Regions from separate parts of the Homo sapiens genome. Here region 2 is linked to region 1. A link is a loop called in an ENCODE intact Hi-C map of the cell type or tissue named here. Cell type or tissue: Caco-2. All regions are shown on one strand. Each heading gives the region's core, and the rest is flanking DNA. Links, peaks and the distances in the headings are about the cores only.

Region 1 (12,800 bases), core at 2,016-10,015:
ACAGCCCTAGACCCTAAAAGGTCAAAAGGCCATCTTATTCTCAATATATACATTTTATTACCCAATCTGCTCCCGACATTAAATAAAACTCCCAAAATTAGAATCTGGCCCTCAAACCCCACAACAGGACTTAATTAACCTCACCTTCAAGGTGTACAATAATAAAAAAAAAAGTTGCAATTCCTTGCCTCCACTGTGAAACAAACCCCAGCCACATCTCCAGCACACAAGAACTTCCAAACGCCTGAACCGCAGCGGCCAGGCATTCCTCCAGAACCTCCTCCCCCAGGAGCTTGCTACAAGTGCCAGAAATCTGGCCACCAGGCCAAGGAATGCCTGCAGCCCAGGATTCCTCCTAAGCCGTGTCCCATCTGTGCGGGACCCCACTGGAAATCGGACTGTTCAACTCACCTGGCAGCGACTCCCAGAGCCCCTGGAACTCTGGCCCAAGGCTCTCTGACTGACTCCTTCTCGGCTTAGCGGCTGAAGACTGACGCTGCCTGATCGCCTCAGAAGCCCCGTAGACCATCATGGACGCCGAGCTTCAGGTAACTCTCACAGTGGAAGGTAAGTCCGTCCCCTTCTTAATCAATATGGAGGCTACCCACTCCACATTACCTACTTTTCAAGGGCCTGTTTCCCTCGCCTCCATAACTGTTGTGGGTATTGACGGCCAGGCTTTTAAACCTCTTAAAACTCCCCCACTCTGGTGCCAACTTAGACAATACTCTTTTACGCACTCCTTTTTAGTTATCCCCACCTGCCCAGTTCCCTTATTAGGCCGAGATATTTTAACCAAATTATCTGCTTCCCTGACTATTCCTGGATTACACCTGCATCTCATTGCCGCCCTTCTTCCCAATCCAGAGCCTCCTTTGCGTCCTCCTCTTGTATCCCCCACCTTAACCCACAAGTATAAGATACCTCTACTCCCTCCTTGGCGACCGATCAAGCACGCCTTACCATCTCATTAAAACCTAGTCACCCTTACCCCGCTCAACGCCAATATCTCATCCCACACCATGCTTTAAAAGGATTAAAGCCTGTTATCACTCGCCTGCTACAGCATGGGCTTCTAAAACCTATAAACTCTCCTTACCATTCCCCCATTTTACCTGTCCTAAAACCAGACAAGCCTTACAAGTTAGTTCAGAATCTGCGCCTTATCAACCAAATGTTTTGCCTATCCACCCCGTGGTGCCAAACCCATATACTCTCCTATCCTCAATACCTCCCTCTACAACCCATTATTCTGTTCTGGATCTCAAACATGCTTTCTTTACTATTCCTTTGCACCCTTCATCCCAACCTCTCTTTGCCTTCACTTAGACTGACCCTGACACCCATTAGGCTCAGCAAATTACCTGGGCTGTACTGCCGCAAGGCTTCACAGACGGCCCCCATTACTTCAGTCAAGCCCAAATTTCATCCTCATCTGTTACCTATCTAGGCATAATTCTCATAAAAACACACGTGCTCTCCCTGCTGATCGTGTCCGATTAATCTCCCAAACCTCAATCCCTTACAAAACAACAACTCCTTTCCTTCCTAGGCATGGTTAGCGTGGTCAGAATTCTTACACAAGAGCCAGGACTGCACCCTGTAGCCTTTCTGTCCAAACAACTTGACCTTCCTGTTTTAGCCTAGCCATCATGTCTGCCTGCAGCAGCTGCCGCTGCTTTAATACTGTTAGAGGCCCTCAAAATCACAAACTATGCTCAACTCACTCTCTACACTTCTCATAACTTCCAAAATCTATTTTCTTCCTCATACCTGATGCATATACTTTCTGCTTCCCGGCTCCTTCAGCTGTACTCACTCTTTGTTGAGTCTCCCACAATTACCATTGTTCCTGGCCCGGACTTCAATCCGGCCTCCCACATTATTCCTGATACCACACCTGACCCCCATGACTGTATCTCTCTGATCCACCTGACATTCACCCCATTTCCCCAAATTTCCTTCTTTCCTGTTCCTCACCCTGATCACGCTTGATTTATTGATGGCGGTTCCACCAGGCCTAATCGCCACACACCAGCAAAGGCAGGCTATGCTATAGTACAAGCCACTAGCCCGCCTCTTAGAACCTCTCATTTCCTTTCCATCGTGGAAATCTATCCTCAAGGAAATAACTTCTCAGTGTTCCATCTGCTATTCTACTACTCCTCAGGGATTATTCAGGCCCCCTCCCTTCCCTACACATCAAGCTCCAGGATTTGCCCCCACCCAGGACTGGCAAATTAGCTTTACTCAACATGCCCTGAGTCACAAAAACTAAAATACCTCTTAATCTAGATAGACACTTTCACTGGATAGGTAGAGGCCTTTCCTACAGGGTCTGAGAAGGCCACCGCAGTCATTTCTTCCCTTCTGTCAGACATAATTCCTCAGTTTAGCCTTCCCACCTCTATACCGTCTGATAACAGACCAGCCTTTATTAGTCAAATCACCAAGCAGTTTTTCAGGCTCTTAGTATTCAGTGAAACCTTTATATCCCTTATAGTCCTCTATCTTCAAGAAAAGTAGAGCAGACTAAAGGTCTTTTAAAAACACACCTCACCAAGCTCAGCCACCAAAAAGGACTGGACAATACTTTTATCACTTTCCCTTCTCAGAAATCAGGCCTGTCCTCAGAATGCTACAGGGTACAGCCCATTTAAGCTCCTGTATAGACACTCCTTTTATTAGGCCCCAGTCTCATTCCAGACACCGGACCAACTTAGACTGTGCCCCCCAAAAAACTTGTCATCCCTACTATCTTCTGTCTAGTCATACTCCTATTCACCGTTCTCAACTACTCATACATGCCCTGCTCTTGTTTACACTGCCGGTTTACACTGTTTCTCCAAGCCATCACAGCTGATATCTCCTCGTGCTATCCCCAAACTGCCACTCTTAACTCTTGAAGTAAATAAATAATCTTTGCTGGCAGGACTATGCTGAATCTCCTTAGGCACTCTCTAATCAGATGTCCTAGGTCCTCCCAATTCTTAGACCTTTTATACCTGTTTTTCTCCTTCTTTTATTCCATTTAGTTTTTCAATTCATACAAAACCGTATCCAGGCCATCACCAATCATTCTATACGACAAATGTTTCTTCTAACATCCCCACGATATCACCCCTTACCACAAGACCTCCCTTCAGCTTAATCTCTCCCACTCTAGGTTCCCACGCCGCCCCTAATCCCGCTCGAAGCAGCCCTGAGAAACATCGTCCATTCTCTCTCCATACCACCCCCCAAAAATTTTCACTGCCCCAACACTTCAACACTATTTTATTTTTCTTATTAATATAAGAAGGCAGGAATGTCAGGCCTCTGAGCCCAGGCCAGGCCATCGCATCCCCTGTGACTTGCACATATACACCCAGATGGCCTGAAGTAACTGAAGATCCACAAAAGAAGTGAAAAGGCCCTGCCCCGCCTTAACTGATGACATTCCACCATGGTGATTTGTTCCTGCCCCAGCTTAACTGAGTGATTAACCCTGTGAATTTCCTTCTCCTGGCTCAGAAGCTCCCCCACTGAGCACCTTGTGACCCCCGCCCCTGCCCACCAGAGAACAGCCCCCTTTGACTGTAATTTTCCATTACCTTCCCAAATCCTATAAAACGGCCCCACCCCCATCTCCCTTCGCTGACTCTCTTTTCAGACTCAGCCCGCCTGCACCCAGGTGAAATAAACAGCCCTGTTGCTCACACAAAGCCTGTTTGGTGGTCTCTTCACATGGACGCGCATGAAAGAAATGTTCATCTCATCCAAAAACACCCACACAGTAACATCCAGGGTAACCTTTGACCACACGTCTGGGCACTGTGGATAAAATTCACCATCACACCAGCCCGGTGGATACATAAAATTCATCATCACGCCAGTCAAGTGGACGCATAAAATTCACCATCACACTAGCCAAGTGGACATATGAAATTCACCATCACACACTATGAGAAACTGAATCACAGATGGTAAGGAAATGAAGTCACAGGTCTATGTCAGTGGTTGTCAGTTGGGGTGATTCTGAACTCCATACCCAAACCCCAGGGGGCATTCAGCAATGTCTGCTTGTACTTTTGGTTAATACACCTGGGGAGAGTACTACTGGCATGTGGTGAGTAGAGGCCAGGGATGCTGCTTAACACCCTACAATGCACAGGCTGCTTCCCATAATAAAGAATTACTTGGTTCAAATATCAATAGTGCCAAGATTGGGAAACTCTGATATGCAATAATGACAAAAGTTATAACAGGTAACTTTATGACTAGTTAGACATTTAGAATGTTGTTGATTTTATGACTAGTTTAATCATAGTGTATTTTTTTAAAAGTAAGTATATATGTTTTATTTTATGAATATTATATATTTGCAATTGTATTTTGATACTTTTGCATGTTATTAAGTGACATCTCCTCCTAACTGTGTCTATGTATATATTGATCTCTCATCTATCCCATTCAGGAGGCTCCATCCTCATGACCTCATCACCTCCCAAGGGCCTCACCCCCTGACACCATCATCTTGGGGGTGAGGATTTCAGCATAGGAATTGTGGGAGACACAAGCATTCAGTTCATTGCACATGGTTGTACAGTTTTGTAAAATCCCCCAAAGTAAGATACATTCAAATTCATTTTCTGAAAGATGACTTCTGAAATTTTGTAAGCTTCAGCTCCCACAAAACCTGCATCTAATCCTAAATGCAAGGAGTGTATTCCTGGTTTTGATGGTGGTAGTTATGGCCACGGTTGTTTCTGACTTTCCAGTCAAGGAGATCCTGCGATGATCTGAGAAGCTAATGCACAGGATTCAGTGAGGAGTGAACTTGTTCATCTGTAGAATGTGGATGGCCTTTCTTTCCTTCTGGGAGCCAGCTCCCCTGTGGAGGAGAAATTCACCAAGTATCTTTTTTATTTTTAAATTTAATTTTATCTTCCTAATTTTATTTTTTTAGAGACAGGGTCTCATTCTGTCACCCAAGCTGGAGTGCATTTTTTATTATTTATTTTATTTTCCTAAGTTTATTTTTTTTAGAGACGGGGTTCTCACTCTGTCACCCAAGCTGGAGTGCATTGGTGCAGTCATAGCTCACTGCAGCCCCCACCTCCTGAGTTCAAGCGATCCTCTTACCTAAGCCCCCTGCGTAGCTGGGACTGCAGGTAGATACCACCAGGCTTGGCTAATTTTTAAAATATTTTTAGAGATAGGGTCTTGCTCTGTCGCCCAGGCTTGTCTCGAACTCCTAGGTTCAAGTAATCCTCCTACCTCAACTTCCCAAAGGGCTGGGATTAAAGATGTGAGCCACTGCTCCAGCCACGCCAAGTATACTTGTTCACCATTCTCCAATGCCCTTCATATCTGTATACATTTTATTTTGTTGGATCAACAGAAAGGATTTGGTTGAAATTCTTTGACTATACTCTGTGCAGGTATTGCAAATTTTGGTGACTATTACAGTGTCAGTTGCAGGCTAATTGTGATTTAGATTCAGAATTATGACAGATACAAAGTAGGAAGTTCATGACAGCATTCCTCTATTTGCAATTTTAAGCAAATTCTCCTTATTCTTATTTTTTGAAGGTCTAATATCTATTGGGATTTAAATTTGCAATGTGAGATAATGATGCCCTGTTTCCTAAAATACTATAAAAATAAGTTTTAGCCATATTTTCCATATTAAAAATTAAATTGCTGCCTAGCGAAGACCTCTGGAGCCAGGCTGGAGAATAACTGTGCTTATTGGCTGTCTGTTACAGTTTGCCCAGGACTTTTGTGGTTTTAAAGCTGAAGGTCCCACATCCTGGGGAAACCCTTAGCCCCAGGCAATTCTAGAAGTTTCCTCGCTGTCGTAGGAACCTATGTGTTATCCCATTCAGAGAGTCCTTGATTCAGACTGTGGTTGTCTAATTGTTGCAGGGCAGGTGAGCCCCCAAACTGGGGGCTTAGCTTGGGAGGGTTCTTGGCTTCACCCAGGAAAACATTTCAGGGTGAGCCCGTGGTGTTAGACAGCAACTTGCAGAGCAGTGGCGTGATCTCGGCTCACTGCAACCTCCACCTCCAGGGTTCAAGTGATTCTCCTGCCTCAGCCTCCTGGTAGCTGGGACTACAGGTGCACATGACCACACCTGGCTAATTTTTGTATTTTTAGTAGAGATGGGATTTCACCATGTTGACCAAGCTGGTCTCGAACTCCTGACCTCAAGTGATCCACCCACCTCAGCCTCCCAAAGTCCTGGGATTACAGGCGTGAGCCACCCCCACTTTCACTGAAGTGGCAGTGCACAGCAGCAGCAGCAGAGGTCCTGCTCCTGGCAGAGCAGGGCTACCCAATAGGCAGTGCGTCCAGAACAGCAGCTCAGAGGCAGTGCTGGAGTCATATGTATACCCACTTCTAATGGCATGCAAATTAAGGGGCAGATTATGCAGAGATTTCAAGAAAAAGAGTAGTAACTTCCATGTTCTTGGATCATTGCCACAGAAAGGGGCGGTAACTTCCAGGTGTTGCTATGGTAACAGTAAACTGACATGGCACTGGTGGGCGTGTCTTATGGAGAGGAGCTATTGCTATTGCCACTTCCCTATTTTAGCTAGTCTTCAGTGTGGTCCAAAGTCTAAGTCCCTGCCTCCGGAGTCAAGTTGGGTCTCCTACTTCATAATGAATGGCCTCTTAGGTGATGAAGATAAATCGATTGGTCTCTTTTTGTTTCACACGAATCCACCACATATTGACTGGGGAGTTTGGGATGAAGATTTAGACGACCCAACAGAGAAGTCCCCTCAAAAGCCCATGGGGCCACTCTTCTGAAGCTCCACTTCACCTGCTTCCGCACACCCCAGTCCTGCCTGATACTCAGCTTTTCTTTCTCTCGTGAATAGAGACACACGTTTTTCTCCCTTGACACCATGGAGGTTGGGATTCTGATAAGGATTAGAATGCTACAGATCAATCCTCTAGTACAGTCCTTCTCAAAGTGTGGACATTTAAGGCTGGGTGGATGATCCTCTGGGGTGGGGTGTCCTGTGCACTGCAGGGTGTTGAGCAGTGTCCCTGGGTTCCACCCACCAGATGCCCGGAGCACCAACCACCCCGGTTGCGACACCCAAAGCTATCTCCAGACATTGTCGAGTGTCCCTGGGGACATAGTTGCCTGTGTGGAGCACCGCAGGGTCAGATGAACACAGCAAGGACCACTGACAATGTGAGCATCTGTGTCACCCTCTGCTGTCACTCGCCGGAACCAGAAGGGACGATTTGCAGCCGGTACAGCTTTTTCCCATGCCGAGCTTCCTGCAGAGGCTGCTTCCCAACGCATTGGAAAGTCCCTGGCTCTCGGAGTGAGTCTCAGATCCTCCTGGCTTCATGGGTCCAGCAATTAAGTATTGCCACATACCTTTTCTTTTAGCTCTAAAAATTGTTTGTGGACCTGGGAATTAAAAAGAAAAGAAAAGTGGCGCTAAGCAGAAGAAGCCAGGAAAACCCTGCTCCATTGTTTTGCAGACGGAGACGAGAGAGAGAGAGAGAGAGAGAGAGAGAAAGCAATCCCGACGTTATGAGAATCGGCTGCACGACCATCCCATGCCTTTCAGGAAAACCAACACAAACGCCCCAGTGGAGACATTTTTAACCATTGTAAAATTTTCTAGAAATCTCAGGCATGACTGGTTCTTTTGTGGCTGGCGAATCATATTATACGTGGTGCTGGTGCATCTTGCAAAACGCTTAAAAGATAAGTGTACCACATAGATTTGAACATTGCGAATTGGAACATTTAAAAAAAATCCATGGTTGCTTAATTCTTGGAAACAGAAACAATTTAGTTTATACTCATTTGAACTGTAAACCTAGCTAGTCGTTTGTATACAGAATGTTTGCGGGTATTGCTGACTATGGCTTTGTGGATTATGAAACAGCTATAATAAATCAACAAGAAACCTTGGCAGATTTAGTTGTCTTCCTCCTTTATGCAGAGCTTTAAAAAATGTTTTATGTAATAGGTGCGTGAGATCTTTTCTGTTTAAACAGTCTGCACAAGAGGGCAGTGTATACCACTTAACAAGGTTTTCCCTGGGGACGTGGAAGTTTATTTGTGGTGGCAGAGAGGGAGGTTCAGTAGATTTTTCTTACTCCGCTATAGAAATAACTTCCCATAGAGAATTATGACTCTTATGTATCTATTATTATTGATATTTATTATGTATTTTATAGAATAAACATAATTCACCTCCACTTTTAGAAGATACAAGCTCTTTTCTTTCACTAACTCAGGAATCCAATAGTGAGACACAACTTTCCCTATGCCACATTTACTGTTTGGCTCAGATGAAAATATCAATTAGCCTTTAAAAAAGAAAAGAAAATGTCCTATGAATAAATATTCATGACAAGATGTCCATGCGAAGAGCTGATCATCAAAATACCTAGCACAGTTCATGAGGCTTTTTCCTCTAAAAAAGCATGAAATTCATCTTTTGAGGTACATTTGGCTTCCACCAATGTTGTTTTTGAGTGTTGACAAGCAAAAGTTAGATTTTTAGAGAAGGCTGGTGTTGTTGGTAGCAAAAGTAAAATCATAATGAAATTTTAAAAGATTTATTTCTTCAAGGCTTAGGTTCTTCATTTATTTATTTTTGAGACAGGGTCTCACTTTGTTGCCAGGCTGGAGTGCAGTGGCGCGAGCTCGGCTCACTGCAACCTCCGCCTCCCAGGTTCAAGTGATTCTCCTGCCCAATCTCCCCAGTAGCTGGGATTATAGGCACTCACCACCACACCCAGCTAATTTTTGTATTTTTAGTAGAGACAGGGTTTCACCATGTTGCCCAGGCTGGTCTCAAACTCCTGACCTCAAGTGATCCGCCTGCCTTGGCCTCCCAACGTGCTGGGATTACAGGTGTGAGCCACCACTCCTGGCCCCCAGGCTTAGGTTTAGTAAGCAAACAACAACTAAAAAAACAAGATAAAAAATGACATGGAAAGATAAGTTTATTTAGACAAGTCATTTAAAGCAAATCCGGGTTTAGAAGAAAATTTAGATTGCAAGTTTCCTGAGGGCAAAAAAAACCCTTCTTTTCATAGTTCTTTTTTATTTTTTATTTTATTTTTTATGAAAAAAATTAGAGATAGAGTCTTGCTATGTTGCCCAGGATGGTCTCGAACTGTTGGGCTCAAGCAATCCTCCTGCCTTGGCCTCCCAAAGTGCTAAGAGTACAGGTGTGAGCCACCACACCCAGCCTATGGTTCTTATATTTTATAAAGTATGTAATGTTTTCCTCATTTTTTGCATCTTTTCCTTTCTCCCTTCCTGTATCTTTTCTTCCTCAATATCACAATGAAAACATATTGTAAGGGCTGCATTGCCTGATGTATGAATTTCTAAACAGGGCACTTTGAACAAAGAGGATTATCTGTGGCATCAAAATTCAAGTCACCACTAGATCTTGTGATGGTCTAGTCCCATCGCATAAAGTGAAATCCTGCATTTCCAATCTAAAGCTTTCCAGTGCTTTCAGGTTGTGAAATTAAACAACTTGGGTACTTTTTAGATAGAAGCAAAATACAAATGGAAGTAGGGGGCTAAGGATTTCTCATATTTTTTGGTTTAAAAAATAATCTCCAGCCTGAGCAACGTAGTGAGACCCATCTCTAAATTTTTTTTTTTTAAATTAGCTGGGCATGGTGGCATGCGCCTGTGGTCCCAGCTACTTGGGAGGCTGAGGTAGAAGGATTGCTTGAGCCCAGGAGTTTGAGGCTGCAGTGAAGCTGTGATTGTGCAACAGAGTGAAACTCTCTCAAAAACAAACAACAGCAACAACAACATTTCAGTGACAATGATGGCCTTAGAGGCTGGGTACCTTAGAAATGATACATCTTCATGTGCATAGAAAGATCCCTTCCTTCCTTCCTTCCTTCCCTCCCTCCCTGCATCCCTCTTTTCCTTCCTACCTTCCTTCCTTCCTTCCTTCCCTCCCTCCCTGCCTCCCTCTTTTCCTTCCTTCCTTCCTTCCTTCCTTCCTTCCTTCCTTCCTTCCCTCCCTCCCTCCCTCTTTTCCTTCCTTCCTTCCTTCCTTTTACCTTTTCCTTTCCTTTTGGGGTCACACACTTAACAGCTAGTTTAATTTTGGAGGGTCTCAAGTTTGATCAGAAAAAGGCATGTTTATCCTTTAAAGAAGGCAACAAGAGTTTCTCTCTCTGTCTGACTTTACACCTCCACAATTTCACCAAGACAGAGATTTTTATTGGGTGAGCACATATACTTAAAAGAATTACTTGAGACAAAAATGAAGAACTTCATGGAGAGTTGAGGGTCTTGGAATGAGCAGAGTGACTCTTGGTGAACTCCACCTTTCCCATCTTCCAAAAAAAACCAAAAATCAATTCACTCTGAGATCTAATAATACCTCTGAATTGATCATCTACAGTAATCAAAGCATTCAGGCCATGAGAGCTGGTGTCTATGTTAGGGGTTCTGCATAGTAAACTGCAGTACACATTGAGAAAATATCATCGTCTCTAAACATTTGTTTCTCTGGGCTGATGAAAGAGTAAAGATGTCTGAAGAATAAAAAGGATGACTGTGTGGAAACATGCCCTGCCAACTTGATAAATTCACCAATGATCACAATTGAGTGTCTTATGTAATGAAAGTTGGCTCATTAAAGAATACCCATGTGCCCTCTGGGCATGCTTTGGATTGGCATCCACTTCTGTAAGCCAGGTTGTTTGAGAACAGATGAGTTAACTCTGCAACCAGAAGATTTAATGTGCGATTTTGCTCAGGGCTATTTCGCTGAGACACAGAAGATGGCAACAAGATCTATGCGATCTTTTGCCATGAGGGCAGCAAGTGGATGTGTCTCAGCAAATCTTTTAGAAGAATGCAGAACCATCTGACCAGGTTTCTGGAAATGTTCAGCTCCTCGTCCTGCCTGGAGAATCCCGTGTCTTGCAAGGCTGTTAGCAAGGAAGCACTCCCTCTCCTTGAGCTAAGGATGGCTTTTAGTGAAGGAAGGAAGGGAGGGAGGGAGGAATCTTTCTATGCACATGAAAATATATCCTTTCTAAGGTACCTAGCCTCTAAGGCCATCAGTGTCACTGCTTTTCGAAAACAAATAACATCACTGTCCAACTTATAAAACTCTTCTTCAATATAAATCTAGAACCTTCTGGAACATGTTGAGTGGAAAAGCCAAACAATGCAAATAAACTGACCACAAGCTCGTGCTTAAAATTGTAGTCCTCCTTTAAACATCAACATTGCTGTTCTTCCTTCTGGCTGCTGTGCTAGTTTTTTCAATTAGCAAACATGCTACTTATTATCTTTACTACTGTTGTTTTTCAGGAGAGAAGAGTTTAGGAAGAAATGTTGGTTTTTTTCAGATAAGGTACACAAAAGCTTATTTCACTAAAATTTAAAAGTGCATATTGAGTACATATATTTATATGTATATTTAAGTTTGCTATAAAAACATGAAAATGGTTATTTTAATTTTTTTATTTTTAATTTTTTCAGACGGAGTCTCACTCTGTCACCCAGGCTGGAGTGCAGTGGCATGATGATAGCTCACTGCAGCCTCGAACTCTGGGGCTCAAGCAATCCTCCCACCTCAGCCCCTCCTAAGTAGCTGGGACTACAGGTGTATGTCACCATGCCCAGCTAATTTTTAAATGTCTTTGTAGATACATGGTCTTGCTGTGTTGCCCAGGCTGATCTTGAGCTTTTGGCCTCCAACAATCCTCTCACCTTGACCTCTCAAAATGCTGGGATTATAGGCATGAACCATGGTGTCTCCTATCTTTTTTAATTTTTTTTTTCTTTTTTATTTTTAGACAGGGTCTTGCTCTGTCACCCAGGCTGGAGTGCAGTGGCTCGATCTCAGCTCACTGCAACCTCTGCCTTCCGGACCCAAGCGATCCTCCCACTTCAGCTTTCCAAGTATCTAGGACCACAGGTATGTGCCACCATGCCTGGCTAATTTTTTGTAGTTTTGGTAGAGATGGGGTTTCGCCATATTGCCCAGGCTGGTCTCGAACTCGTGACCTCAAGTGATCCACCTGCCTCGGCCTCCCAAAGTGCTGGGATTACAGGCCTGAGCCACCGTGCCTGGCCATGTGTCTCTTTTATAAGGGTGCTAATCCCATTTGTGAGTCTCCACCCTCATGACCTCATCACCTCCCAAAGGCCCCACCTTCCACCATCATCACCTTGAAGGTTAGGGCTTAACACATGAATTTCGGGAGGACACAGACATTCAAACCACAACACTAGGGTTGCCATAAGAAAGTGCCACCAACAAAGTGTCTGCAGAATCACAGACTTCTGTGGTCCCAAATAACATGGGAAAGGGTCTTCTGCTCCCTGTGGGACCTTCTCCTGCCATCCTCACCCTGCTGCGCGGACAGTCCTATGGCCAACCTGTGCTCATTCTCTCCTTTGTCTGTTTCCATGGGATCCTCCTGGGACAGTGACCAAAACTGAAGCTTCAGTTGACCGCAGACTTCCTGTATCTCATTTACATCCCTGGTCAATAGTAAGACCATCACAGCATCTGTCAGGACCAACCGAGGAGGCAGAGGTCAACATGGTGGACAAACGTCCCTACTGATGAGAACAGTGTAACCCCACAGGGGATGATTTAAAGCTTCGCCACCCCAAGGCAGCGTTGGCCACTTCATTGGGTACAGTGGGGTCTACATGACCTACCACACAGAATCCTAAATCCCTGCACTGGACATGAATCCTGCTGCTGGCCACTAGGTACTGGATTTTTGGGGTGAGTGTTTGGAGATGGCTAGAATGATGGGGAAATCG
Region 2 (12,800 bases), core at 826-8,825, 520 kb after region 1:
GATAAGGCGTTGAGGAGACCAAAGTTTTTATTATGCACATGTAGCCCGCAGGTAGCAGGCTTCAGAGAAATCAGGTAGTAAATGTTTCTTATTAGACTTAAAATGGTGCCAGACTCTTGCTTAACCTTTCCTGGATCAGAAAAAATAATAATTTCACAGTGGAGAATTCCAACAGACACCACTTAATCCAGGTGATGAAATTTAACATCACCAGGACAGGACATACAGACATCATGCACTCCGTAACATGACACACTGAAAACTTACATCAATTCTGATGATTTTTTTGCCAAAAATGCATAACCTCAGTCTAATCATGAGAAAACACTGGACAAAACCAAACTGAAGGCTGGGCACAGTGGCTCAAGCCTGTAATTCCAGCACTTTGGGAGGCTGAGGCGGGCGGATCACCTGACATCAGGAGTTCGAGACCAGCCTGGCCAACAAGGTGAAACCCCGTCTCTACTAAAAATACAAAAACTAGCCGGGCGTGGTGGCAGGTGCCTCTACTCCCAGCAATTGTGGAGGCTGAGGCATGAGAATTGCTTGAACCTGGGAGGCAGAGGTTGCAGTGAGCCAAGATCGCACCACTGCACTCCGGCCTGAGGGATAAAGGAAGACTCTGTCTCAAAAAAAAAAAAAAAAACTGAAGAACAATCTATAAAATAATTGACCATTACTTAGATTGGATAGTGGAACAGAATCATATCAAATGCATCCATTTATTTTCAACATTTTGTTTGTTTTTAATTAAGCTGCCTCCTACACTACCGTATGTCCGGATTTTATGTTTATTTTCCCATTCAGAAAGCCTATCTTTTTTAAAGGAATTTTAATCCATCCATGTTTATTATGATCATGGTTATATTTGGATTGAGTCCTGCAGTTTCACTTTATATTATTTTCCCTTTTTTACACATATCAGATTTTCTGCTTCTTCGGTGTAATTCTTTCCCACCCACCTCTGATTGCATGAATCAGGTTTTCTTCAATCCACGCATTTCCCATTAAGGCTCTGAAACTTGTACACATCTTTTCTAGTTTTCTGGTGGTAACCACCTTTCACCTGTCAGCACACGTATTTAAGCTTATATTTTCTATCAAATATAAAGATAGTCATTACCTATGTCTTCTTCCCAGACGAAACAAAAACATGAACATATGCTCATTCTCTCTTTCTTCTCTGCTCTTTCAATTACCTCCCATGTGAAATGTTAATTCCAGATTATTTTCACAACTGTGCACTAACACATTCAGACTTTGTTTTATACATTTATTTATTCAGCACTGCTTCCTGTGTACTCTCTTCTTTTTATTATTATTATTAGTAGTAGTAGTAGTAGTATTTTGAGACAGGGTCTTGCTCTGTCACCCAGGCTGGAGTGCAGTAGTGTAGTCATAGCTCACTGCAGCTTCAATGTCCTGGGCTCAAGTGATCCTCCCACCTCAGCCTTCTGAGTAGCTGGGACTACAGGCATGTGCCACTCAGCAATTTTAAACAAATTTTTAGTAAACACTCAGCAATTTTAAACGAATTTTTAGTAAAGATGAGATTGCACTATGTTGTCCAGGCTGGTCTTGAACTCCTGGACCCAAGCGATCCTCCCACCTCAGCCTCCCAAAATGCTGTGGTTACAGGCATGAGCCACTGTGCTTGTCTACTCTCGCCTTTCTTGTATTACATTCCATTTTGCTGGAGTCAATCAACTAACTTTTTCCTCAAAGGTCTTTGAGGGATAACATTTTTGAGCATTTGCAAATTTGAAACCCTCTGTAAAGATCAAAAATGGCACATTCATTTTCTTCAGTCTCTCCATACCTCAGGTGATATGGTTTGACTGTGTCCCCATCCAAAGCTCATCTTCAACTGTAGCTCCCATAATTGCCACGTGTTGCAGGAGGAACCCAGTGAAAGATAATTGAATCATGGGGGTGGTTTCCACTGTTCTCATGGTAGTGAGTAAGCCTCATGAGATCTGATGGTTTTATAAGAGGTTTCACTTGGCTCTTTTTTCTCTCTTGCCTGCCACCATGTGAGATGTGCCTTTTGCCTCCTGCCATGATTGTGAGGCCTCCCCAGTGATGTGGAACTGTGAGTCCATTAAACCTCTTTCCTTTATAAATTACCCAGTCTTGGGTATGTCTTTATCAGCAGCACGAGACTAATACCTGAGGAATATGTTCTTCCTGGCAAACATGCAGGGCAGCAAACACAAAGACACTCTGGGGCTATTTCTTAAATCTCCCTCCTACTACCTTAACAATTCTCCAAAATAATGCTGTGAGTTTTGGAAAATATAATAATGAAGGAAGGGTTTGCTCCCATCACCTCGTTGCCAGCTCTCTGGCAAAACCACAGAAAATCTCTTCTCAGACACCTTCCAGAACTCACGTCTTTAAGGTTCATGGTAGGAGGCTTCCCATGTGGGAGCGTCCCTGATGAAGACTCTGTCTGTCCTTCACTCTCTCTCAATTCCCCCAGTCCTCTGAATATGTGCCTTTTCATGTCCCAGCATGGGATGATAGACAGATCAGGGCAGATGGTTTGAGTAAGACTCCTACTTCAGCTACCTCATGTTTCTTATACATTCATTTAACACCTCTTATTTTGTCAGCATTTTATTTTTATTTTTAATTGATAAATTTTATATATATTATATATAATATTTTATATATAACATTATATATAATATTTTATATATAACATTATATATAATATTTTATATATAATATTATATATAATATATTATATATATTATATATATTTTATATATAATATTATATATATTATATATATTTTATATATAATATTATATATATTATATATATTTTATATATAATATTATATATAATATTTTATATATATAATATATATATTATATATAATATTATATATAATATTTTATATATATAATATATATATATAATATATAATATTATATATAATATTTTATATATATAATATATATATATTATATATATTATATATAATATTATATATAATATATATAATATATATATATTATATATATTTTATATAATATTTTATATATAATATTATATATAATATTTTATATATATTATATATAATATTTTATATATAATATATATATAATATTTTATATAAAATATATAATATTATATATAATATATATTATATAATATTATATATATAATATTTTATATATAATATTATATATATTATATATATAATATTTTATATATAATATTATATATATTATATATAATATTTTATATAAAATATTATATATATTATATATATAGTACCATGGAATGCTTTGATATATGTTCACAATGTGGAATGATTACATCAGGCAAGTCAATAAATCTTTCCCCTCCCAGGAGCAATAAGCTTAGAGATCTATTGCACAGAATGGTGACCATAATAAGTAATAATGCATGGTATATTTTAATGACCACTTCTTCCTAATCTAAGTTCTGGGTTAAGAAAATTCAACCTCAGTCTTTCTTGTAATAAAATAAAATTACTGTCATCTTAAAGTGCTCGTTCCAGCCTCTTGTGTTTTCGCATATTTATCTATGTAATCTTTGCAGCAACTCTATGAAGCATTTGCTATTGTAGTCATTTTAAAGTTGAGACATTGCACTACAGAGAAGTTAAGTGACACTGATTTTTCCCTAGCCAATAATTAGAAAGAACTTGAAAAGCAGACATTCAGTTTTAGACTCTGCATGTTTCAGCACCATTTTTTATTTCTCTAAAAATGCTGAATTGTGGAGGACAGATTGGCTACTTTGACTGTCTGAAATGGACATGTCTGGTTGGTACCTATCTACCATCATATCCCCTGGATTAACATAAAGCAAACCGAGTCTTTTCCTCATGGCCATTTCCTTCTAATGGCTCAAGAAAACATCAATGACAAGTCTCTAGCAAGAACACCTGTGGCATGCTTGAACGCATTGACCGAGTAGTTGAGAAATGTTTTTCTAACGCCCTCTAGTGGCCCATTAGTGAAGTGGGGGCATAATTAATTGGTTCATTTAGGTCAAAGGTTCATTTACATTGCAGTGTGGCTGCAATGCAAAGAGGGATAAGAAATAGCAGAATGGGGGCGGGTGCGGTGGCTCACGACTGTAATCCCAGCACTTTGGGAGGCCGAGGCGGCTGGATCGCCTGAGGTCAGGAGTTCGAGACCAGCCTGGCCAACATAGAGAAACCCTGTCTCTACTTAAAAATACAAAAAATTAGCTGGGTGTGGTGGCGGGCGCCTGTAATCCCAGCTACTGGGGAGGCTGAGGAAGGAGAATCGCTTGAACCCAGGAGGCGGAGGTTGCAGTGAGCCGAGATCGCACCACTGCAGAATTGAATAAAGAGAAAATCATGGATTTGGGGTGATGTAGGACCTGCTAGCTGCCCCCCCCTCCACACACACACACACAAATTTGAGAACAGCATTAAAGACAAGTAATACAAGGGAGCTCTGAGTGAAATAAGTAATCTTCAAACTTCAAAAATTGCAAAAGATGTTGTTATTGCATTTGTTTGTTCGGTCTTTTTTTGGGGTTTTGTTTTGTTTTTGAGAAAAGATCTCCCACTGCACTCCAGCCTGGGCGACAGAGGGAAATTCCATCTCAAAAAAATAAAAATAAAAAATTAATTATGGTAAAATAACACATAACAAAATTTACCATTTTAAATCATGTTTAAGTGCACAGGCTGGTGATATTAAGAACATTCATTGTTGCTGGCACGGTGGCTCACGCCTATAATCCCAGCACTTTGGGAGGCTGATGCAGGTGGATGGCTTGAGGTCAGGAGTTCGAGACCAGCCTCGTCAACATGGTTAAATCCTGTCTCTACTAAAAATACAAAAATTAGCTGGTTGTAGTGGTGTGTGCCTGTAATCCCAGCTACTCAGGAGGCTGAGGCAGGAGAATCACTTGAACCCAGGAGGCAGAGGTTTCCGTGAGCTGAGATCGCCTCCACTGCACTCCAGCCTGGCTGACAGAGTGAGACTCTATCTCAAAATATAAAGTATAATAAAATAAAGAACATTCATTGTTGGCCACATGTGGTGGCTCACACCTGTAATCCCAGCACTTTGGGAGGCCAAGGCAGAAGGATTGCTTGAGCCCAGGAATGGTAAGAAGAAGAAGCAGAAGCAGACAGAGGACCAAACTGAGGACTAGCTAAAACATGGAAGCAGCATTCCATAAGACATGCCTAACAGCATGCCATGTCAGTTTACCATTGCCATGGCAACATCTGGGCATTACTGGCCTCTTCTATGGCAATGACCTGAGCACTCAGAAGTTACCACCCTTTTCCTAGAAATTTCTGCATAAACTGCCCATTAATCTGCATGCAATTAAAAGTGGGTATAAATATGACTGCAGCAGTGCCCTGAGCTCCTGTTCTCTGCAGGAGCGGTCACAGAACTGTGACACTACCTTCTCCATAAAGCTGTTGCTTCCACCACTGGCTTACTCTTGAATTATTTCCTGAGGGAAGCCAAGAACCCTCCCAGGCTAAGCCCCAATTTGGGGCTCACCTGCCCTGCATCCATCTGTAGATCTTTTCTTTGTCTTTTGTAGTCTGCAGTCACAAATGCTTCAAATTTTGGATTTATGTTTGTTTATCCTGCTTTGAATTACTTCCTATGTGTATTGCCAAATGCCTTTCTTCAATTAAATAATTGTTTTAGCCATGTTTCTTTATTTTTTCTTAAATGTTGACTCTTCTTTGCCATTTTTCTTATTTTGTGTTTAAGGAATCATGATTAACTGCAATTGATGATGCTTACAACAACATTTGTAATAATAACATTTATTGACTGCTTATTCTACACAAGGCAATTTCACATTAATTAATGCATGTAATCCTCATAGCTACTCTGTGAAGTAGACACTGGTTTTCCTTATTTTACACATGAAGAAACCAAATCACAGAGACATTTCCACGATGATATAGCTACGAGGAAGCAAAGTCAAGAACTTCAGCCCAGCATTTTTTCTCATAACCAGATGCGTATCGGACAGGAAGAGAAAAGAAGGAAAGAGAGAAAATCAAGAAGTCAAACTGACTATAACAGCACTACTTCAAGTTTTATGTGACCCTCTGCTTCATGAAAAAATTAAGTACTTATCATGATTTATTAGAAAGCTAGCATGCCTGGGTATAGAATCTGCAAGCAGAAGTTTCTAACTTATGACATTGGACCTGATGCTTCCATGAATTCTAGGAACAAAAGCTCTACAAGAATCTGCTGAAGTCACCTTGATTTGCTCTTTTCCTTGGGCAATGGCACAATTATATACTAGAAAAAAATTATACAACAAATGCTCCCCTCCAGGTTCACTGTTATATGGGCCCACTTTAATTTCACCGAGCTCTTGAAAGAACTGATTTCTGAGGATAAAACAATGGGTTGGGCCATCAGTTTTTATCCCAAATGGAATGAATCAGTCAGGTGAGCTCTGCTCCTATGACCATTGTAACAGTAAGTTTGTGGTGGGTAACACGTGGTCCGCATGGTCTCAGGGAGCCATGGGAAGGATGTCATCTTCCTTGTCACACCCACAGAAGGGGAAGGTCCCACAGCAAGGCTGCAGCCATGGTTTCCAAATTGTGTTGAACACAGAGAACTGCTGTGGGACAGGTGTTAGTGTCCTACGATGCTCTCTTATGGCTGCCTCCATCTTTTTGATCACGGAGTCAAATAATGGCTCATTGTCAGGGTTCAGTGGAAGGGCTTCTGAAGGGTCTCTTGAGATGTCAAAGAGGAGTGGTGGGTCGTGGTAGGTTACATCCCCCGAACATGAACATATTCCACTCCCATAGCAGGCACCTGTTCCTTCAGGGTAGAATTTAGGAGTCACATAATGAGCTTTCCACACAGTTGCACCTAAAAAACAAGTTGCATTATGTATGATACCATCTTTGTGGTGATTTTAGGACTCTTTTCGTTAAAGATGTTTTTCTCAAAAGCTTTTTCTAGTGATTGATAATACTCTTCTGCACAGCATTACACAGCAACAGTAGCATTTCTTCAACTCTAAGAACAATGCACAATTTCACTGCAAACTTGCAGACATTTTTAGAAATCTTGTCATGAGAATATTTGGAGATAATAATGATGACCCAGATGGGAATAGGGTAATTCTGGGAATACCAAATTAAAATTCTACCTCAATCTGATTAGGTACAAACAAAATTAAAAATGATCCAAGGCTAAATGCCACTTTCACATCTGAAATTGACAAAAGTAATTTGGCAAAGTTAATCATTCTTTATCCTTTTCTCCCTCCCTCTTCTGTCTCTCCCTCCCTCCTCTTCCCTTCCTCCCTCCCTCTTTCTCACTCTCTTCTTTCCTTCCTTTTTTCCTCCATTTCTGTTTTCTTCTTTTCTTTCTTTCCCTCCTTCCTTCTCTCCCTCCCTCGCTCCCTCCTTTCCTCCTTCCTTTACTTCCCTTCCTTCCCTTCCCTTCCCCTTCCTTCCTTCCTTCCTTTCCTTCCTTCCTTTCCTTCCTCCCTCCCTCCCTTCCTTTCTTCTTTCTTCTGATATGAAATGGTTACCAAATCTATTTTCAGAGATCAATTTTATTTTTCATTTTTTATTATTTACTTATTTATTTATTTTGAGGCAGGGTCTCACTCTGTCGCCCAGGCTGGAGTGCAGTGGCAACATCTCAGCTCACTGCAACCTCTGCCTCCTGGGTTCAAGTGATTCTCCCACCTCAGCCTCCCGAGTAGCTGGATTTACAGGCATGTGCCACCATGCCTGGCTGCAGAGATCAATTTTAGATAGAAAATATAAGCATTCCCCAGCCTCTGGTAAATGAGGATTATACCGAAGTCTACTGGTGGGGTCTTGCAGAGAAGCTGTGCTTTCCTACTAAAATAGGATCAAATCATCTAACTGGATTCTTTACCGCCTTTGGTTTTTTCCCTCCTTACTGCATGGAGTGCAGGTGTGATGCTTGGAGGAACTGCAGCCACTTTGCAACCATGAGGTGAGATGCACAAGAATGAAAGCTAGCATGTCAGAGGTGGCCAAGTAGAAAAAAAGAACCCTGGTCCCATGACCGTGGCACTGAGCACTGTGTCAGCCCCATGCTCCCAACTTCTGAAATTATGATGAGAAAAAATAATAACAAAAAATTCTACTGTATAATCCTCTATAGTTAAATTTGGGAGGCTTGTGCTGTTTACGGGGCTGTTTTATTTATCATTGATCATGTCCTGCACTCATATAGAATCTTAAAAACATAGATTTTTATTTACTTATTTTTGTTTTTTTAATTGTTTTATGTGGGACTATCCACATCAAAATGAAGATACATCACACCACAAGTGACTGATCCCATCAGAGAAAATTCCTCCTGCAAATAAAGTTAAATCCAACCAAGTAAGAATTCTGGAATTTCATGCAATGACTCCAAAAGACCTTTCTTTACAGGTCTAAGGCAAACGATGCTATTTGTTAATTTATATTTGTTTGCATGACTTCCATAGCACGAATGTGGGACAGAAACAATCACTAGGATGTTAGAAAGGAAGGAAGGTGGAGATAAGCAACCACCCGGCAGGTCATGTTGAAGAATTTACTCCTCGTTGCTAGAATAATTACTTCAGTCATCCCTAAGCTGTGGGTATTCATAGTCTCTCTTTCTCTCTTGTTCTCTCTCTCATGTATACATTCACACAAGCTAATGCATACTTACACACACACATTAATCATGTTGTCTTAATTTTCTGTATCCTATAATGTTTTGACTTTTTTTTTTTTTTGAGACAGTGTCTCACTTTGTTGCCCAGGCTGGAGTACAGTGGCACGATCATTGCCAACTGCAGCCTCAAACTTCCCACTCAGCCTCCTGAGTAGCTGGACTACAGTTGTATGCCACCATACCTGGCTAATTCTTTTTTTTTTCTTTGTAGGGACAGGGTCTTGCAATGTTGCCCAGGCTGATATCAAACTCCTGGGCTCAAATAATCCTCCTACCTTGGCCTCCTGAAGTGCTGAGATTACAACTGTGAGCCACTGTGCCAGGCTAGTATTTTGACAGCTTGAGGGGCCTCATAGACTTGGGGAAAGACTGCTCCTCCCAGGACTAGCTGATTCCTAAAAATAGCGATATGGTTTGGCTCTGTCCCCACCCTAATCTCACCTTGAGTTGTAATAATCCCCATATGTCAAGGGCAGAGCCAAGTGGAGATAATTGAATATGGGGGCAGTTTCTGCCATACTGTTCCCATGGTAAGGAATAAGTCTCACGAGATCTGATGGTTTTATAAGGCATTTCCCTTTTCGCTTGGCTCTCATTCTCTCTTGCTTTCCACCATGTAAGATGTGCCTTCCACCATGATTGTGAGGCCTCCCCAGCCATGTGGAACTGTGAGTCCATTAAACCACTTTTTCCTTTATAAATTACCCAGTCTTGAGTATGTCTTTATTAGCAACGTGAGAATGGACTAATACAAATAGTAACAACTCACTTAGGAACACACCCTACCTATGCAAGCATCCACCTCCTTTATCTAACTCTCACACAGTAAGCTGATATTTTCTCTGTCCTAAATCAACCCAGCACCGGGTACCAGGCAGCTAGGGGCAGTCTCTGTTGCTCCAAACTTACTGTAATTACTCAAACTACCAGTGTGAAGCTGTTCACCCTGCCCTGCCTGACCTTTCCCTTGGAAAGCCTAATAATAAAGGCTGTTGCTTGGGCTCCTCATTCCTTCCTGCCTCTGCTTCCAAGCCAAGCCCTGGTGCTTCCCACCGTGAACCTGTGTGGTAGGGCATATCCCCTTCTCTCGGGAAATCTAAGTCATGAAAATATTGCAATGGCATTGGTTTGTCTGTGTCAGCACTCACCTCCCTAAGTTAAAATGCTTTGAGTGGATCGGCTGTGGTGGGTCACACCTGTGGGAGGCCAAAGAGAGAGGATCACTTGAGCTCAGCAGTTCGAGACCAGCCTGGGCCACATAGTAAGATCTTGTCTCTATTTTATAAATATTTTAAAAATTTAAAATAAAACCCTTTGGGCACAAATCTCTCTCACAAACACATCTCTCTAAAATCCTACTGCAGGCCAGGCACGGTGGCTCACGCCTGTAATCCCAGCACTTTGGGAGGCTGAGGTGGGCAGATCGCCTGAGGTCAGGAGTTCGAGACCAGCCTGGCCAACATGGTGAAACCCCATCTCTACTAAAAATACAAAAATTAACTAGTCATGGTGGTAGGTGCCTGTAGTCCCAGTTACTCAGGAGGCTGAGGCAGGAGACTCACTTGAACCTGGGAGGTGGAGGTTGTGGTGAGCCGAGATTGCGCCACTGTACTCCAACCTGGGTGACAGAGTGAGACCCTATCTCAAAATAAAATAAAATAAAATAAAATCCTACTGCAGTGCACTGTTTATGTGGCTTTCTCAGCGAAAAAGAACCATCATAGCTGGGCAATATCTGCACATGGTGCAGCTTCCGCCAGGAGACGAAGGAGACCGGAACCGGGCCCTTATCGTCTTTCCACGTGTCCACAGCCTTCATACTTACAGTCCTTCTGATGCCACCTGACCGTGTGCAGATAGACCCCACAGTAGTGGAAGAGGAACTCGTGGTCGGAGTGGGACGCCCTTCCTTCCAGCAGGGGCATTAGGTTCTGGCCGTCAATCACTCTTGGGAGAGAAGGGGGTGTGTAGAAGGTGATGAGAGAGGCATGGTTCAGTCACGCATTTTATAGCAGAAGAAAGAGGAGGAGGAGGAGGAGGAGGAAAAGGAAGGGGAGGAAGAGAAGGAGGCGAAAGATAAAGAGGAAGAATTTCTTTTTTCTTTTTTTTTTTTTTTGAAATGGAGTCTTGCTCTGTCACCCAGGCTGGAGTGCAATGGTGCGATCTCTGCTCACTGCAACCTCCGCCTCCCGGGTTCAAGCAATTCTCCTGCCTCAGCTTCCCAAGTAGCTGGGATTACAGGCACACGCCACCATGCCCTGCTAATTTTTGTATTTTTAGTACAGACGGGGTTTCACCATGTTGGCCAGGCTGGTCTCGAACTCCTGACCTCATGATCCGCCTGCCTCGGCCTCCCAAAGTGCTAGGATTACAGGCGTGAGCCACGGCGCCTGGCGGAAGAAGGAATTCTTAAAACTTTCTCCTTTTCCCTCATTTTATAACAAAAAGAAAGAGAAACAAAACATTCATTTTCTGAGGTCATGGAAGAAGAGAACAGCTAGAACTATTATCCTGATACCTTGCAAGACAATATGAGTTACTGTTGTGGATTGGAAAAATTAAGCTATTTACGCCCTTTTGATTCCAATAAAACTTCACATTTAATGAATAGATATCACCCCACATACATGGAATTAAATCGTTAAAGCACAGGATGTATTTGTTCATTTTAAAGCTCATAGACAAAGCCAGGCCTGGTGGCTCGTGCCTGTAATCCCAGCACTTTGGGAGGCCGAGGTGGGTGGATCACGAGGTCAAGAGATCGAGACCATCCTGGCCAACATGCTGAAACCCCATCTCTACTAAAAATACAAAAATTAGCTGAGCATGGTGGCGCCCGCCTGTAGTCCCAGCTACTCAGGAGGCTGAGGCAGAAGAATCACTTGAACCCGGGACGCAGAGATTGCACTGAGCCGAGATCACACCACTGCATTCCAGCCTGGCTGACAGGACGAGACTCTGTCTCAAAAAAAATAAATTTAAATTAAATTAAAAATAAGCTCATAGACAAAGTGCAAACCAGAAAGAATAATATCATTTAGCACACATGCAATTACACATACGTGTTTTGTTTTCGTTTTTGTTTTTGTTTGAAACAGGGCATCACCCTGTCACCCAGGCTGGAGTGCAGTGACGAGATCTCGGCTCACTGCAATCTCTACCTCCTGGGTTCAAGCGATCCTCCCACCTCAGCCTCCCAGGTAGCTGGGATTACAGGCACGTGCCACCACACCAGACTGATTTTTGTATTTTTAGTAGAGATGGGGGTTTCACCATGTTGGCCAGGCTGGTCTCGAACTCCTGACTTCAAGTGATCCGCCAGCCTTGACCTCCCAAAGTGCTAGGATTACAGGCACGAGCCACCGCACCTGCTCTAGGCATACATGTTTTTATTCAGTAATCATTTAACACTTAATTGCATAATGGTCTAGAAGCTGTGAGGGATGTGATGATGTATGAGAATCAGATCCCATCCATGAGAACAGTCAAACACACACAGGCATAAGTGTAATATGACAAAGGATATTAAGGTATACTCTAAGAAGAAAACAAAATATTCCACCACGCACCAAGGGGAGAAAGACATCTGGCCCTATGGGCAGAATATTGATAATTAAGTAATATACTATGTACATACACACACACATAGAATTATCAAGTATATCCACTTATGTTCAAATATATCACCCTAGGTTAGGAGCAAACACTGTTTCCATACCTGTCCTGGGACAAGATCCCTCCGCCTATATAAGACAGCGTCGGATAGATGTCCATTAAGCTGGTGGGCTCATTGATCACTCTCCCAGCCTCCAAGACTGACGGCCACCGGAATATCCCTGGCACACGGATACCTCCTTCCCATCCTCCCATTCCTTTGCCACCTAAAACCAAAGATTACGACACAACCAAAGATGAGTTAAAACCCAACCATATTGGCCGGGCACGGTGGCTCACGCCTGTAATCCCAGCACTTTGGGGGGCCGAGGTGGGCGGATCACTTGAGGTCAGGAGTTCAAGACCAGCCTGGCCAACATGGTGAAACCCCGTCTCTGCTAAAAATACAAAACCATTAGCTGGGCATGGTGG

The links. A loop is a pair of places that touch in the nucleus more often than their neighbours do. Peaks named below come from ENCODE experiments on the same cell type or tissue, not always from the same donor. Only the 100,000 strongest peaks of a DNase experiment are listed, where the experiment ranks them.
Region 2: it touches region 1 in a loop (7-fold over the local background); 4 of 110 quality-filtered maps call a loop at or near these places.

The regions. Positions count from the first base shown.
Region 1 is chrX:3,544,084-3,556,883 of GRCh38, reverse strand. No RefSeq gene overlaps it. Among named protein-coding and RNA genes, the nearest start is that of SNORA48B, 18 kb to the right of the region's middle. RefSeq lists an enhancer at 3,301-4,252. In Caco-2, for the core only: no CTCF peak of the experiment used is centred there; a DNase peak (open chromatin) is centred at 6,533; H3K4me3 peaks cover 619 bases.
Region 2 is chrX:3,027,108-3,039,907 of GRCh38, reverse strand. ARSH (arylsulfatase family member H) reads right to left here. Exons shown (of 9, transcript NM_001011719.2): 7 at 12,433-12,595; 8 at 10,540-10,661; 9 at 5,797-6,890. The coding sequence ends at 6,523. Among named protein-coding and RNA genes, the nearest start is that of ARSF, 8.0 kb to the left of the region's middle. In Caco-2, for the core only: a CTCF peak has its summit at 3,977 (motif pointing left); a DNase peak (open chromatin) is centred at 3,987.